Linked DNA regions of Homo sapiens: region 2 is linked to region 1. The links are chromatin contacts, found by Hi-C or POLR2A ChIA-PET in ENCODE. All regions are on one chromosome and are shown on one strand. The core of a region is the stretch at or near the end of the contact, and the rest is flanking DNA. Distances in the headings are between cores, read along the strand shown. Region 1 holds the start of FOXD3 (forkhead box D3). Region 2 holds the start of WLS (Wnt ligand secretion mediator).

Region 1 (4,106 bases), core at 957-3,456:
GCATTTTTGGAAAATTCGGTTTTCGGTTTTACCTGTATGGAAAGCTATCCCCGGCGGGCGCGCGGTGAGTTTGCTCGACCAGCTTAGGTGTGCGCGAGGGGATGGAGGCCGCGGAAGGTAGGCGTTGGGGGCTCAGGGGAAAGGAAATTGGGGAGAGGCAGAGTCCAGGATTGGGCAGCGGGACCGGGACCGGGCTTGGGACAGGGCGCGCAGCCTGGAGGTGCATTTGTTGCTCGAGGCCGCCGCCGGACCCTGGGTCCCGGCCATTGGCGCGTCCCTATTGCGCCGGCCATTTGGCTTGAGCGGCGGCCGCAGCAGCGGCGGCGGCCGAGGCTGCGGGCTGCAGAAACTGTCCGGAGAGTGGCACGCTAAGAATGGGCGCGATGGTGGCAGTCGTCCGGCTCAGCGACAGCGGTTGGTGGGTGGCCATGAGCGCTGCCGACTGCACGGTCCCGGGTGGCCGCAGAAACGACTGCGCCGTGCTGCCGCCCCCTGAACCCCCAGTGCCGCCGGCGACCCCAGCGCCCACCGCCGAGCCCCCAGGAGCCGCGGGGCCCCCACCTATGATGTTCTCGATGCTGAACGACGGCCGCGCGCTTGGCTCGGACTTGATGAGCGACGCGGTGGTGCCCGCGGCGCCCGCTGTGCCCGCAGCGGCCGCGGCGGCGCCCAGGCTATTGAGCTGCAGCTGCAGGCCCGGGCCGAGCTGTGAGCCGAAGGCGGCCGCTTTGCGGCCCAGCTCGCCCGAGGGCAGCAGCGGCACAGCGGGAGGCAGCACCGGTGCCACCGGCGGCAGCGCGTACGGGTACTGGAGCGCCGCCGCAGCAGCCGCGGCCGCCGCCGCTGCCGGGTGCGAATAGGCACCGGCCGCCGCCGCAGGGTGCAGGCCGTAGGGGCGGCCGTAGGGTCCCGCGGCGCCGGCCGCCGCCGCCAGGCTGTAAGCGCCGAAGCTCTGCATCATGAGCGCCGTCTGCTCGCGCAGGTGCTCCTGCTGGTGGCGCTTGAAGCGTTTCCGGCGCCGCAGGAAGCTGCCGTTGTCGAACATGTCCTCGGACTGCGGGTCCAGGGTCCAGTAGTTGCCCTTGCCCGGGTTGCCCGGCTCGCGGGGGATCTTGACGAAGCAGTCGTTGAGTGAGAGGTTGTGGCGGATGCTGTTCTGCCAGGCGGGGAACTTCTCCCTGTAGTAGGGGAAGCGGTTGCTGATGAACTCGCAGATGCCGCTCAGGGTCAGCTTCTTCTGCGGGCTCTGCAGGATGGCCATGGTGATGAGCGCGATGTACGAGTAAGGCGGCTTCACTAGGCTGTTCTTGGGCTTGCTCGGGGCCAGGCCTCCCGCCGAACCGCTGCCCGCGCCAGGCCCGCCGCCGCTCGCGCCGCCCTCCTCGCCGCCAACACCGCCCTTGCAGCCGTCCGCCTCCGGCGCGCCCACGTCGCCCCCCGGTCCGGCCCCGGCTCCGGCCGCCTCCTTGGGCAATGTCAGGGGCTGCTGGTGGGGCGGCTGAGGCTGTCCGTGATGGGGTGCCGCCGGGGGCACCTCGTCCGCCTCGTCCAGGCGCAGCTCCGGCGGCCCCGCGGGGCTATCGCAACCTGCGTCGCTGTCCTTCTCTTCCAGCCCGTCGTCGCCCTCGCCCACCACATCGATGTCCACGTCCTCGGCCGTCAGCACCGTCTGGCCGGACATGTCGCTGGCGCTGCCGCCGCCGGAGAGGGTCATCCCTCCTCGGGGTTGGTAGCGGCGGCGGGGAGGGGGCAGCGGGCGATGAGGGTGTTCGGGGGCTGCCACGGAGCTCAGGGGAAGAGGGTTTGAGTGCCCCCGAAAGATGGGGGGCAGGGAGAGGGGAGGGGGCCGCAGGTGGCTTGGGGCCCGCTGGGCTCAGCTCACACTCGGCGGCCCCGCATCGCGTGGCGCGGGCTCTGCCGTCCGCCCCCAGCGGCCGCGCTCCGCGAACTCCTGCCGTCCCTGGCGCTCGGTACTAGGCGCTCGCTACCGCTCCCGGCCCCGGCGGTTCTCCACGCCGCGCCCCCTCACTTAGCCCGCCTTCCTCGGCCTCTGGCCCTGGCGTGGGGCGCAGGAGCGGTCCAGGCGGGCGCGGGACGCCGGGCGCCGAGCAGCTCGGGAGGGCGCGGGCAGGGACAGTAGCGGGGGGGCAGGGGGCTGGGTGTCAGGGACGCCGAAGCCCCGGTAGTCGAAAGTCCCGTTTTAAGGACTGGCCTGATAGATTACTTTCTACTTAAAGATCCAGCGGGAGGCGGGGCCACGTGACCGTGCGTGACGTCAGGGCCGCGGCCGAGCCGGCCAAACTCAAGTTGGTTCAGGGAATTGTCAACAAAGGGACGAGAGACGCGCAACTCCGCTCCGCACTGTGCGCCAGCATCCCCGGGGCACGGAGGGCGCTGCGGCCCGCCCGGAGACCCCCCCACCCAGGCTGGATCCGGGCCCTGGGGCCCAGGGAGCGGGTGGGTGTGAGTGTGGGTGGGTGTGAGCGAGTCAGGGCGTGGGCCTGGGAGCGTCCGCGGGACTGTGCGACTGTCGCTGCCCTGCCTTCCCCGCCCCCTCTCCCTTCCGCCCTTCTCCCCCCCACTTTGTCACACTCCTTAGACAGGGACTGGGCGACCTAGAACGAGGTTCCCATATCGTGTTTTAAAAAGCAAAACTTAGTCTCTGTTTTGCTTTTTGTTTCATTGTTTTTAGCTTTAAAGAGTAAGAGCAGCGCACCCGGCTCCCTCCTGCTAATTAGATTTCAGATTCCCCTCTGGCCTCAGTGCTCATTCCGGGGAAGACACCTGCTGAGATGTCTTTTTCCCCCTCCCCCAACCAAACCACTCAGGTCCTACCTGCTCTTTCCCGGCTTGATGCGGGCGTGTTTTCCTGTATGTATTTTTTCGTGCGGCCACAAAAAGCATCAGCTGGGGTTCCCGAAGGTCAGAAAATGGCTATTGATTAATCTACTAGAATAGTTGCCGAGAGAAATAAAAACGACGTAAAATAGCAGGGAACCTATAAATAAAGAAGCCATAACTGGCTACTTGGAGTTGTTAAACGACTTAGCATATGAAAAAATCGGAAATGAGGCGCTGGGGAAGGAGCTGGGATTGGCAGCGGCCTGGGTAAGTCGAGTGGATCCGGGAAGAGGCCTGGTGTCTTCAGGTTAGACGCAGCGCCCAGGGGCGGCTGAAGAAACGTGAGGGGTGCGGGCAGTGACTTCCCGGGCGGCGGGCATGGCCTTGGGGGAACCTGGGCAGACTTGGGCATGCCAGCATGCTGGGATCTCCGTTGCTGCCAGCTAACGTGGATTTTCTTCTCTTAAGGTGTGGACAAATCCTCCAAGATTTAACTTCCAAGAAAACCGGCGGCGGAGCGGGTGGAGGAGGCGAGGATGTGTGGCCAATGCACGCGGAGTGCAAGGCAAGTCAGTGATAGTAGGAAAAACTGTGGGGATTTCACTGGGACTGGAGGGGGAGGCACCGCAAACCGACCCCCAAGTGCGTGGCTGGGGTGCGTGGACCTCACACCTCCAAGGAAAGTCAGTGCTCTTGACGCGGTGAATCAGCGATGCGCCTCCTCTTTCCTCCCTCATTTAGGCCGCCTAGTTGGGAGCCGCAAGAGCCTGCCTGGTGTGGCAGGCACACGGAACCCAATCCCTGTCTGTCCGCTGCGGCCTGGGAGGGGAGCGCCGGCCTCACCAGAGGAAGGAGCACGAGGGGAGGAGTTCCGAGAGGAAATAATTAGTGAAATATTTGCAGAAGATGCTGGGATGTGGATTTAATTCCGGATGGACAGTGGTGCTTCTGATTCCCTCAGTCTGTTTCCCCACCCACGATCTCCTCTTTCCTTGGCCTAGACACACCAAAAATAATTCAATAAAATAAAAATAAAAATTTAAAAATCTGTAAACTTGCTTCATTACAGGCATTGAGACACACAGATTGACTTTCATCCCCATTAGACAGTTTCCCAGGATATAACACTACTCATCTGAGGCTGGGAGCAGGGTAGGGGGTGGTGACACTATCCTGAGACGCCCGCCAACCTCCACAGTTTTTCTTTATCTAAATGATCCCGAGGTTGCACACGGCCCTAAAACGCATCTCAGAGTTGATTTCCG
Region 2 (4,106 bases), core at 693-3,192, 4.9 Mb before region 1:
AAAGGCTCAATAAGTGACTTGGATAAAGAGTTGAATGAGAGAATAGATAAACAGCAACCACAGTCATGCATTGCTTAATGATGGGAATACCTTCTGAGAATGTGTTGTTAGGTGATTTGTCATTGTGCAAATGTCATAGAGGGCACTTACATAAACCTAGGTAGCATAGCCTACTACAGACCTAGGCTACACCGTGTAGCTGATTGCTCCTAGACTACAAACCTGTCTGGCATGTTACTGTACTGAACACTGTAGACAACTGTAATGCAATAGTAAGCACTCTGTGTATCTAAACATATCTATAGAAAAGGTGTTGTAAGAATATGGTATTATAACCTTATAGGACTACTGTCACACACACGGTCTGTTGTTGACTGAAACATCCTTATGTGACACATAATGATGTGTATATCCTCAGAACTGTTAAGAACTATTAGATGTTGAAGAGATGGAGTTTTGTATGCATAAAGTTTGGTGCTTGTCCTTGACAAGTCTCTGTTCTATTTGGAGATTAGAAATGAATGCTTCTATTAAGTGTAACCTGCATGACATCTTTTATAAGGGCAATGAAAATTCAGGAACAGAGTAGAGGAGGAGAGAGGACTGGGAAAAATAGTCTCTTGGCATGAAGAGGGTGTGTAAGGATGGGAGGGACAAGAAACAAGATGTGTGGGTGGTGGTGGTAGAAACTGCACGTTTGGGGAGCAGGGTGGGGTATTTACCAAACCAAGGGTCTATTGAGTAAGGTGAGTTGTACTGGCCAAGCGGCCAGTTTATGAAACATGGAAAAACCAGGCCCAGAAATTTAGGCTTGATAGAGCAGGAAATCTCTATCGGGAGCCCCGCCCCTCTTTTTATGGAAGTTAAGTATAAATATAAATATATGATTTCTCACAAAGAGACAACAAACATTGTAACTTAATATAGGTACCCTCTAAACCAACTAAGATCTCTTTAGACCTTTGAAATACAAACTGTGGGCTTGCTTTCACATTCACTTATTCATTCCACAAAAGATTATGGGGCACCTACTAGAGCTAGCATTTTGTTAGGCACCATGGGGGGTACAAAGAACAAAAAAAACTTGGTCCCTATTCCCCAGGAGTTTACAGCTCAGTGGTGGAGACAAACGTGTACACAAATCCTTACAATAGGAGGTAAAAATGTAAATACAGGATTGTAGGGGCTCAGTTCCCAGAGATACTGCATGGAGGTGGTGTGGAAAATTAGAAAGATTTTTTAACACTAGTTGGTTTTGGATCAGGTTTAACATTGATGGAGTAGAACATGTTCTCTTTAAGGCAATAACCAGGGTTAAGGCTGTGGAAGCACATGTGCTGGAGTAACGAACAGTGGTCTGATTTGGCTGGAGAGCAAGTTTCCTCAAGGGGCGCCGTGGGGAATTTAGCTGGGTATGTGCCCAATAACCGAGGCTGGGAATCTGGTAGAAAGAAGTCGAGCTGAGACTTTATTCCGCATCTCTGTGTTTTGACTTAGGCATCTATTGGGTCCTTTTAAAAAAAATTCTCCTCCTCTTTCCTAAAGAGAGTTCTAGCAGTTGGGGGTGGGGTGGGGACCATTTCCTAAAGTCAACGCGTAAGTTAAAGGTCTGCAAGGCGGTCCACCGGTGATTTAAATCTCGCACTTCGGAAACCAGAAAAGGAAACCTGTGAGAAGCTGGGCAGGGGGAACCCGCTTAACATCAACAGCAACCCCTAAATGGCATCAGACCTTGGAGAGACAGGTTGCAGGCCAGACTCGGGAGCCAGGCGCCAGCACCCGCCAGAGCTCTGAGCCCCGAACTGGTGGGCAAGGGGTAGAGGAAGAGAGGGAGGGAGGGAGGGAGGAAGCGCGAGAGGGAGGGAGGAAGAAAGGGAGGGAGGCGGCGTCATGTGATCCGCTTCCCTGCTCCTTTAAGCGTCCACAGGCGGCGGAGCGGCCACAATCACAGCTCCGGGCATTGGGGGAACCCGAGCCGGCTGCGCCGGGGGAATCCGTGCGGGCGCCTTCCGTCCCGGTCCCATCCTCGCCGCGCTCCAGCACCTCTGAAGTTTTGCAGCGCCCAGAAAGGAGGCGAGGAAGGAGGGAGTGTGTGAGAGGAGGGAGCAAAAAGCTCACCCTAAAACATTTATTTCAAGGAGAAAAGAAAAAGGGGGGGCGCAAAAATGGCTGGGGCAATTATAGAAAACATGAGCACCAAGAAGCTGTGCATTGTTGGTGGGATTCTGCTCGTGTTCCAAATCATCGCCTTTCTGGTGGGAGGCTTGATTGGTAAGTGCGGAGAGCTGCAAACTTTTCCCCCTTTCTGTCTTTTCGGGCCCCTTCCCTCTTTGCCTCTTGGGCTACTTGTTACAGTATCACTGCCTTGCTTCTATGATCTAATTAGTCCGGCTATTGTGCTTAAGAAAGCAGAGCTCCATGGGGCTCCGTGGGGCACAATCCAGTCTAGTGGCTAAGAGAAAAGGAGGGGAAAAAGTTTTGGCCTAGTTTCAGTATCCACTTGAAAGGCAAGAGGGGGGCGGCGGGGGTGGGAATCTTAAGCATGGCGACGGATCGCGCGAGGAAGCGCTGGGTTACAAAGTTGATTGCTCGCCCCCCCCCCCCCCCGCTTTTTCCCGCGTTCCCCCCCTTTTCCTCTCGGTTCCCTTCCAATCAGCTCCGGGAGGGCAACGTAATCGACTTTATTAGGAACAACAGAAGAGTCGGGGAACTGTGCCCGGCGCAAACCCGGAGCTCTGTTACAAGGCTGAGATACTTGCACGGTTGTAAATGCATTTGGTCGTCTTTGCTAGGGGCTGAGGGTTTGCAATTTGGGGTCCCGACCTTCGCGCCCTCTGCTTTCCCGCCGCACTCCACCCCACGCTCTGCCGTGGACAGGTCCGAATTGTCGGCCGGGAGGTTGGGTGGGATGGGGTGGGGTGGGAGGGAGTCCTTGACCAGCGCCGCGGGAAGTTGGAGAGGTCGGAGGGGAAAAGCGTATCCGAAAGGTGTTGCTTTTGGCCTCCTGCCCACTCGTGAATATCCCTTCCCCCACTACTTAGAGCCCCGAGAGCCGGTGACTGTGAATGTCCCCGTCCTCTTTTGGCGCTTAGGAGAGCGCCCTCAGCTCCCACCACAGCCCCCCGCAGGTGACAGCTCGCCGGCCTCCTCGGCGACAGCGCCCGCCCCGGGAGACCTCCCCTGGCGTGCACCTCCCGGACCTCTCTGAGTCAAACAGGCTTCCGGGTGAAGAAAACCGCCTCACGGACCGTCCACTCGGAAAAACTCCCTTCCCCTCACTGTCTCCCCATCTGCATCCATCCTCCCGCCTCTCTGCACACTCGCGCCCCCCGCCCCCTCAAGATTTGGGACATCCCGGCACAAACTTCAATGCCAACTTTGCAGCGGGCGCGGACGGGAGGTTCGGTTTCCTTACTTCACGGCTTTGTTAAACTTTGCGGAGTGGGGAGTCCACGGAGGGGCTTTCTCCGCGCGTGCCTTTACGGGCGCCCACGCGATGTGGGGTGCGGGGAAAACGCCCGGGGGCGCCGGCGGCGTCGCTGCCAGAGCTGCACAGGCTTGGGCACCTCCAGTCGTGTGCTTGGCGTTTTGTCTCCAGACTTGGGTTTGATGGGAACAAATTAAAGGGAGTTTGGTACTGTAAATCACGGTAACATCCAAGCCAATTGTCTTAAACAAAGGAGAGTGGGTGAAGCTTCATCAAGGAGAGAAATACCTAAAGGAGACAGTGCTCTTTTCTCTGTGTGCATTTATCCACAAAACAGAAAAGGGTTCAGAGTTTTCAAACAATCTCTTATCCCCAGTGTGGGCCAAACAGCTTCACATTTTCTTTCTGGAACCCTCACCCTCAACACACACACACACACACACACACACGCGCGCACACACACACACGGGTTGGCTTTTGTGTTAGGAGCTTCTGTTTGGCTACATGCAATCTCGTTTCCCCGTATTGGATTTTTCGAGGCTCTTAATACCTTCTCTGCTGGGAGCTGAAGGCAGCCTTCCCTGTGCCCTCACAGTGATTATGCAGCGGTTACAATTACACCTCTTGTCTCCCTTGATGAGCAGTTGCAGTTAGATGCCATTGGATCTTGTGTGATTTC

Evidence for each region. Hi-C counts contacts between places; a loop is a spot of excess contacts on that map. ChIA-PET counts read pairs that join two places held with the same protein, here RNA polymerase II (POLR2A). Pooled maps may share reads with other maps.
Region 2: a map with no recorded cell type shows a loop between it and region 1 (13-fold over the local background). The contact joins the promoter of WLS here to the promoter of FOXD3 in region 1. A Hi-C loop is called at or near these places in 1 of 37 single-sample maps with no recorded cell type and 4 of 50 pooled maps. POLR2A ChIA-PET finds 5 or more read pairs at or near these places in 1 of 52 experiments (WTC11).

What each region holds. Positions count from the first base shown.
Region 1 is chr1:63,320,667-63,324,772 of GRCh38, reverse strand. FOXD3 (forkhead box D3) reads right to left here and starts at 2,206. Exons shown (of 1, transcript NM_012183.3): 1 at 1-2,206. The coding sequence starts at 1,714. The coding sequence ends at 278. FOXD3-AS1 (FOXD3 antisense RNA 1) reads left to right here and starts at 332. Exons shown (of 3, transcript NR_121637.1): 1 at 332-418; 2 at 3,310-3,406; 3 at 3,583-3,889. RefSeq lists an enhancer at 1,076-1,765 and silencers at 2,089-2,168, 2,289-2,598.
Region 2 is chr1:68,230,359-68,234,464 of GRCh38, reverse strand. WLS (Wnt ligand secretion mediator) reads left to right here and starts at 1,942. Exons shown (of 12, transcript NM_024911.7): 1 at 1,942-2,271. The coding sequence starts at 2,166.